Linked DNA regions of Homo sapiens: region 1 is linked to region 2. The links are chromatin contacts, found by Hi-C or POLR2A ChIA-PET in ENCODE. All regions are on one chromosome and are shown on one strand. The core of a region is the stretch at or near the end of the contact, and the rest is flanking DNA. Distances in the headings are between cores, read along the strand shown. Region 1 overlaps BABAM2 (BRISC and BRCA1 A complex member 2). Region 2 has its middle 19 kb from the start of MRPL33.

What was found. A loop is a pair of places that touch in the nucleus more often than their neighbours do. ChIA-PET counts read pairs that join two places held with the same protein, here RNA polymerase II (POLR2A).
Region 1: a loop to region 2 is called in a map of endothelial cell of umbilical vein, with 7 times the contacts of the local background. The contact joins two enhancer-like sites. A Hi-C loop is called at or near these places in 3 of 168 maps with a recorded cell type or tissue (Caco-2, Calu3 and endothelial cell of umbilical vein). POLR2A ChIA-PET finds 5 or more read pairs at or near these places in 4 of 52 experiments (AG04450, HepG2 and WTC11).

What each region holds. Positions count from the first base shown.
Region 1 is chr2:27,919,034-27,923,224 of GRCh38, forward strand. The region is part of intron 2 of BABAM2 (BRISC and BRCA1 A complex member 2); the gene reads left to right. Among named protein-coding and RNA genes, the nearest start is that of BABAM2-AS1, 30 kb to the left of the region's middle. Within about 2 kb of position 1,643, at least 6 of the 41 ENCODE cell types and tissues checked have a DNase peak (open chromatin) inside an H3K27ac peak, as active enhancers do.
Region 2 is chr2:27,751,147-27,754,893 of GRCh38, forward strand. No RefSeq gene overlaps it. Among named protein-coding and RNA genes, the nearest start is that of MRPL33, 19 kb to the right of the region's middle. RefSeq lists an enhancer at 1,474-2,092. Within about 2 kb of position 1,891, at least 10 of the 41 ENCODE cell types and tissues checked have a DNase peak (open chromatin) inside an H3K27ac peak, as active enhancers do.

The sequences.
Region 1 (4,191 bases), core at 393-2,892, 170 kb after region 2:
TTATTTGTTTACTTATTTTCTTCTTAATAATAGCTTTCTGCATAGAGATCTTGCACATCTATTGTAACATTTATTTCTATATATTTGATCATTTGATATTATTTTAGATGGCATCTTTCTAAAAGTTTTATTTTCTGACAGTTGATGGTATATGGAAATACAATAGACTTCTATGTATGCTCTAACAACTTTGCTAAACCCACATATTCATTCCAATAGTGCATATGAACATTTACAAAATTTTCTATGTTCACAGTCACATTTTCTGCAAAAAAGTAAGTTCTGTTTCTTCTTTTCCAATTTTTATACTCCTTATTTCCTCCATCCTGGCTAAGACCTCCAGTACAATGTTGAATTAAAGTGATGAGAGTTGGTATTCTTGTCTCATCCTCTATCTCAAAGAAAAAAATTTTAATGTTTTGTTTTTAAGTATGATGTTGCTTTAAGTTTTTTGTAGATAGCTTTGATCACATTAAGGAAGTTCCCTTTTATCCCAGTTTATAGAGAGCTTTTAAAATTATGAATGGATGTTTAATTTCATCAAACACTTGTACTTATTAAGATAATCCTATCAATTTCCTCTTATTCTCTTAGCAGAGTTAATTAAATGCACATATTAGAAAAGAAGAAAGGTTGAAAATTAATAAGCTAAGCATCTATCTGAAAAAGTTAAAGGATTTTTTCCCGATCCTAGTTAGCTGTTAAAAACTGTATGTGAGCCCATCATTCCTACTGAAACCATATTGTAATTTAAACCACATTTTTGTTATAGGGACACCTACCAACATTTAAAAATACTTCCTACTCTAAAGTAGAGTTGAAGTTTATCATTTATAAATGGAGATATGGCATAGAAGCTGAGAATAACAGTTGACGCCACATGAACTGGCAAACACATTTTCTTGAATATTTTAATTTTGTAATTTTTAAAACATTCTGGGCTGAGTCACTTATTTTGGTGATGGCATTTTGGAATCCTATGCTAAGAATTAAATGTATCATTTTTTCTAGGAGGGTCTAGCCATAGTTTTTAGGCTTTAGAGATAGAATGTACTTGATGTATCAAGAATATCATATGTCATCAAATGCATAGCCCCATTCCCCTGAAAATCAACCGAGAAAATCTATCTGAATGCAATTTTGTCTTCTTTTACCGATTTTAATTTGTCCTTTTTGCTTGTAAAAAGGTCTAAGACTTGACCTTGTGGATTTGGTCTGGCCAGTCAGATGGGGTATAATTATAGCCCTTTCAAGGCTGAATATGTAAGATTCCATGAACCAGTTCAGATGCCTTTGCAGATAAAATGCTCATGTTTTAGATTATTTAGATAGATGTTAAGATACCCTTTGTCAGTCTTCCAGCTTCTTTACTGCTGCATCCAGTCTAGAAACCATGATAATTTTTGAAACTGAGTAATCTATGTTAGATTTAATTCAGAGAAAATAAATTCTAAAAGATGAAAATGTAGTTAATATTAGTTAACAGTAATTTACTGTAATATGTGACTTTTTTTTAAAAGGTGGTTATTGATCTTTGAGCATATTTTATTTGAGAGTCACTTGTTATTTTAGGTTGCCAAAGTTGAAGACTTCCTTCTCAGCTGATGTTAAATATTGTTGGTTTAGCACAAACGTCACTATCAAGAAAACAGGAAGCTATGTAGGACACATGCCAAATGGTAAATTAATAGTCAGGGTAAAGGAAACTGACGTAGACTCAGGGAAGGAACCCTGGACTCATCTACTTTGTTCTTTTTAGGTGGCTTGAAGAATAGAAATGGTCTAAGTCATTATTTTTTTCCAGACAGTGTATCAAAAAACAGGGTTAGCCCTATTAAGCCAGAAAGAATATATTTTCTTATATTTTGCATTATTTTAAAACTGCTAATGTTTTAAAGGTTGTAGAATATCTTCATATAGCTTTGTTAATCTAGATTAGTTCTTGGCTGTCACTAAAAAGCCTATAAAGTATAGTAAAATTTGCCTACTTTTATTTTTTTATAGTGAAACCTTAACATTTGAGTCGGATCTCAGTAACTAGGAACAAATGATAATTTAAAGAGGAGTCAAATCCAAATTTACCTTTCATTATTTACTTAAACTTTATATATATAGTTTGCTAAATCAGTGAACAGTGTCATCATTGTAGAGTCTGTGTCAAGTTACGGGGGGCTTGTTCCCTCTCTTGTAGCCTTGATTTATGTGTTTACAGTTTTTATACTTATTACTGATAAATAATTTTCTTTTCATTAGAACGCATGTAATAGAACTTCTTTTTGGCAATATTTTGTCATCTTTTACTTCTCATTTTTCTAGGTACTTAATAAAATATCATTTGTTGAAAACATTTATAGTTCACCAATTATGAGATTTATAGTTATAAATCTTTATAAGCCACTAATTATGATTTATAATTCACTAATCATAAGATATTAATCTGATGGTTTTCTCTTAAATTATTGAGAGATGGTTTAATGTAGTAATTAAGAAAGTGGGCCATGGAGGCAGACATCCTGGGTTTGGATCCCAGCTCTGTCACTCACTAGCAAGTTACATAAGCATCTACGTGCCTCAGTGCCCTCATCTGTAAATTGGGGTAATAACAGCACCTATCTTGGAAGGTTGCTGTAAGTTTAAATAGTTTAATATAATTAAAGAGCTTAGAATAGTGCCTGCCACATTAGTAAATGCCCGACAAATATTAGCTGCTGTTATTTGTTTATTGTGGAAATATAATAATTATAGGTAATAACTTAAAGTTTAAATTCTGAGTTGTGTGTACAGTTCTTCAAAGGGAAAACCTTCCACAAATAATCACACTTTTGCCTTTCTTGGAGGTGAGGATGAGCACATCATCCCAATTCCAGTTAAATCAACAGTCTTTTTTTCTTGTTGTTGTTTTTAATCATGAAAAGAGTACAACACTAGGAGTCAAGATATATGCATTCATTCAGCAAACCTTTATCCTCCTACATAGTTGTTGGAGTGTTCACCTCCTGGATATCAGTGCTAGACACTGGAGATTTAAAGATGCCTAGGCCATGGAGACTAAGATATGGTTAGCGTGTCCTGTAAGTGGTTTCCAATCCCAGAGTGCCAGTGAGACCCTTTGCTCTTTGATGTCATCATCTGTAAAATGACAGTTCTTGAACTTAGTTTATGAGTGTTAGTAATATGCTAAAATTTCATCAGTGCTGGATACTTAGCACTGTGCTAGGTGCTATACTAGGACTTACTTAAAAAGGAGTATAACATAGCGCTTGACACTAGAATCTTATGATCTGGTTGGGAAAACAAGCCACAAGGAGAAAAATAGACAAATAATACTGGGAGTCATGTGATTAAATGTAAAATAAGAGACTCAACAGATGAGAATGTGCGAAGGTTCTTACGCTCAGCATTTTATTGCGTCAATGATTAACTGCCATTTCTGTAATAAAGTACTAGATTAAACTACCTCCTTTGATGCTATCAAGAATTCCCGCTTGATAATTCCCACTTTCATAATCTGTATAATGTGAGTTTAACTCCCTTTGTTCACTCACATGTTAAACTTTAAAATAGTGCATTCCTGGTATATTTAGGTAATTTGAAATTGGTAAAAGATATATTTTTACAGCATAGTTTTTATCCAAAATCCTTTCTGTACTCTAACACCAAGATATGTTTTTTGTTCTTGTTACTGCTATATTCCTAGCACTTAGTGCCAGACACACAGTGAACACTGATGAAATATAGTTGAGAGACAAATTTGAAATTATACTTAACCGTCAGCAATTTTAAAATATTTAAAAATAATTTTTAAATTAAAAGTGATTCAATTTGGAATACTGGCTTTTTCAACCTTGGCTCTAACTATGTGTGAGGACAAGTTGCCATTCTATAAATATAATTTTAATGTAGCCAGTAGCTTTTTCTTTACTAGCTTTTTCATACTTGTATAAGGAAATGGCTTTCTAGATGAGTGAATTTCCCTGCTTTATTAGTTATCTGTTACTGATTTATGACAGCAGCTTCATGGGAGACCTTAAGCTAGAACTGCCCAGCCAAGCCATTCCCAAATTCCGACCCAAAGAAACTGTGAAAGATAATAAATGTTAGAAATGTGAAGTTTTGTGATATCACAGTATAAAGACTTTCATATGCCTTACTTGAAGACTGTTCATCAGTATATCACCCTGAATTCTTTCC
Region 2 (3,747 bases), core at 641-3,140:
CCATTTATTCCTTCCCTTGGTTCCAGTTTTAAACCCAACTCCTGAAACCTGGCGGGACCTGCATCCTGAATCCCAGGTTAATCCAGTTTCCTATAAAAACTTTTTCAAAAGAAAGCATTTTACCTTTTCAAAGTCAGGTAGTTAGCAAAAAGAGACATTTCAAAGTAAAACATTTAGGAACTAAGAGGTTACACTGGCGCCCCGTTAGACCTCAGTCCTCCTTTTAGCACAGAGGGTGGAAAGATGCGTGGGGCTCTGTTCTCAGGATGGGCTCTGACTCCAGGCCGGCTGTGGCAGGGGGACCAGGGGTGGCCGTGCCTCTTTGACCTGACTTTGTAGTCCTTTTAGGAAGAGCTCAGTGGGTTGTTGAACTGGCGTGGATGCCCTTGGTAGCCCTGCCAGAGAGAGGAATAGGACACAACCCCCACCCATCCTCCTGTCACCTGCCTTCACACTCACAGTCCCTTCAGTCACCAAACGGGAACAGCACAGCTCGGCCCTGCCTGGGTTTCCTCTCCCCTTGTTTGCAAGGACTCCTGAGAATTCACACACATCCTGGGTGTCCTCCCTGCCAGTCACCAGCTCAATCCTGCTGGTGCCCACTGCAGAAACAGACCCCTCTCTTTTTTTTTTTTTTTTTTTTTTTGAGATGAAGTCTTACTCTGTCACCCAGGCTGGAGTGCAGTGGCGCCATCTCAGCTCACTGCTATCTCCACCTCCTGGGTTAAAGCGATTCTTCTGCCTCAGTCTCCCGAGTAGCTAGGATTACAGGCTCCTGCCACCACACTCAGCTAATTTTTTTGTATTTTTAGTAGAGACAGGGTTTCACCATGTTGGCCAGGCTGGTCTCGAACTCCTGACCTCAAGCGATCCGCCCGTCTCGGCCTTCCAAATTGTTGGGATTATAGGTGTGAGCCACCATGCCCAGCCCAAGCCCCTCTCTTAAGTTCTCCAAGCACAGCTTTAACAAAACTCCCCATAACCTCTGCAGAGATGCCATTCTCTCTCAAAGAAAGCCACATTTTACAGTGACTAAGAGGAGCCTGTGGCCTCACGTTGTCCTGCATTGCACTGTCTCCTTTCCAGAAAAGGTTCACGTTTTATCCTTGCATAACCCAAAGACCTATTAAAATCTTTTCCTAAAAACAAAAGGGATTATTCCCACAAGAGCAAGTTGCTTCCACCTCCACCGGAGACAAAGAAATTGGAATCAAAACCCCAAGCCCATGTGGCTCAGAATAGCAGTTTGCTCTTTTTTTCTTGCCATTGCTTTTTTCAAAAATAGCGGAGGCCATTTTTTGCACACCACATTCTATACCTGTTTGGAAACCAAAGGCTGAGTCTGAAAGAGGGTCAGGGACTGGGCTGGGAAGGGAAGGCTGCAGGAGAGACTCAGGAAGAGGGAGTGAGGTCAATGAACACAGCAACCGCCAGTTTTTCCAAGACTGAGACCTTTTATCGTGGAGTCAGATGTGGGGAGAGGGGGCCAGGCGTCAGCTAGCTGTGGGATCACGGGCAAGTCTTGGAGGTGCCTCTTCCAGCTTCAAATCTCTGTGTACTTTGGGGAGGCAGGGGGTTTGCTTCCCAGGTGCAGGCTTGCACCTGCCTCTTTCTGGATTGCATCAGAGCTGCTCAGGACTCATTTCCCCACCCCCACAGGCGCCTACAGCTCCCTCCCCCTCCCATAACTTATTAGCTACAGATAACATCCCTTTGTTCTCCCAGTGACTCCACACCCACAGAAGGAGAGGGGGATGAAGAAATCTGCCAGGAGGGTGCCTCCCGCCAGTATCTGATGAAGGTAAGAGGTAAGAGGCTGCCCGTTTACTGCTTGTGCCTTCCAGGGAAGCTTCTTCCCCAGGGCCACTACCCGTTTCGGGAGGCGTTTCTGGGCTAGGCTTCCTGGCAGGGGAGGCTCTCAGGCACTGGGGCCGCTGAGGGTATGTGGTGAAGCGCTTGGCTTGGAAATCTTTGCCTTAGGGACTCATTAAGAATTTTTTCAGGGAATCCTCGTCGGGTGTCTTCCAATGGCTTCCCACCAGGTTACAGTCAGGCCGAAACTTCTTTTTTTTTTTTTGAGATGGAGTCTCGCTCTGTCGCCCAGGCTGGAGTGCAGTGGCGCGATCTCGGCTCACTGCAAGCTCCGCCTCCCAGGTTCACAGCATTCTCCTGCCTCAGCCACCCGCGTGCCCGGCATGGCCCAAACTTCTTAGCCTTTTTTGCCAGTCCTTTTCCCAGACCCACTGAGCTCCAGTTACATAGAACCACGTGCGATTTCCTTGAAAATATTATGCATTTTCATGCTTCCGTGACTACTTTGCATATGCTGTTTCCTTTGCCTGGAGTGCCCCCTACCACTTCTCTTCTTAAAGAACTCCTATTCATCCTTCAAGACCCTACTCAAAAGTCAGGTTCTTTTTCAAAGCCTTGCTTGACTTCTCAGACAGGGTGGGATGCTCTGTGCTCTAGGCACAGGGTTCCTTCCCTGGCTCATCTGGGATTAGGGTAATTATTAGAATTTACATGTTTATCTTCCTTCTAGTTGTTCCTCCAGGGCAGGGACTGTCATTCACCTTTGCAAATGTGGTGTACAGCACAGTGCCAGGCCCTCGTAATTCCTCAGCCAGTATTTGTGGCAGGATAAACACAATTTCTTCTGGATTTATTGTAATTTTGAGTAGCATTAAGAGAATGCTTTTGTCTCTGTGGACATTCCCTGGCCTCCAGTGGCATCTCTCCAGACAAAGGTCACATATTTGTGAATCTGTATATTCACACAGCATCAGCATGTCACTTCTCAGGTATTTTACATCTGATTTATTTATTTTACACATTAACCCTATGGGTGGTTGTTATTGTTGCCATCATAAAATAAAGAGATCGAGATGCTAAGAGATTAAGTACCATGTTCAAGGTATCAGCACTTGGATGGCAGAGCTGGGACCTGAAACCAGGTATTCTGGCTGCAAAATCTTTTATCTACATCTGAGTTTCTGAGTAAGTGGTCTTTGAATCAGTAGGTCAGCGTCCCCTGGGGACTTGTTAGACAACCCAAAACTCCAAGGGTGGGGCCCAGCAATCTGTTTCAACCAGCCCTGCAGGTCATTCTATCCTCAAGTTAACACTGGCCTGTGCCACAGCTGCTCCAGTAGCTGTCCACAGCCATGGGAGGGCGCTCCAAGGCCGACTTTCACCACTGGGAACCTGTCAGGCACAGCAGAAGGCAAGAAAATGCATGAACTGGGAATTAGGCGGCAGAGTTCTAGTCCTGCCAGTTCTGCAATTATTGGTTGAGTGATTTGGAGCACATTATTTAATGTTTAACCTCCCTGGGCCTCAGTTTTCTCATCTGTAAAATGAGGATGATGACTAAATGTTCTCATCTCTAATTTCCCTTTAAATTCTGTTATTCAGCTCTCCTTTGGAGTAATATGTTGTCTGTGCCAAGGATGGAATGAAAACAGAGTATGATGGCTCATCTTGACTTTTTCCTTACTTACAAATGGAGAGCCCCAAAGTCCAAATCCTTGGACCAGCTATCCCCCAACTTCCTCCTTAGGGGCAGAAGGTGAGAGCAAGCAAACATTTGAGTTGATTCATGAAACTTTACTGGGCAAAGAATAGAAAATGTTGGTTTGGACCCTCCTTCACTATCTGGGGCCCCTCCACATGAGCTCCTTCACCGATCCGTCTCCTTCAGCTGCTTCCCCACTGTGACTCTACCAGCCCCTCTCTATCCCCCCTTCA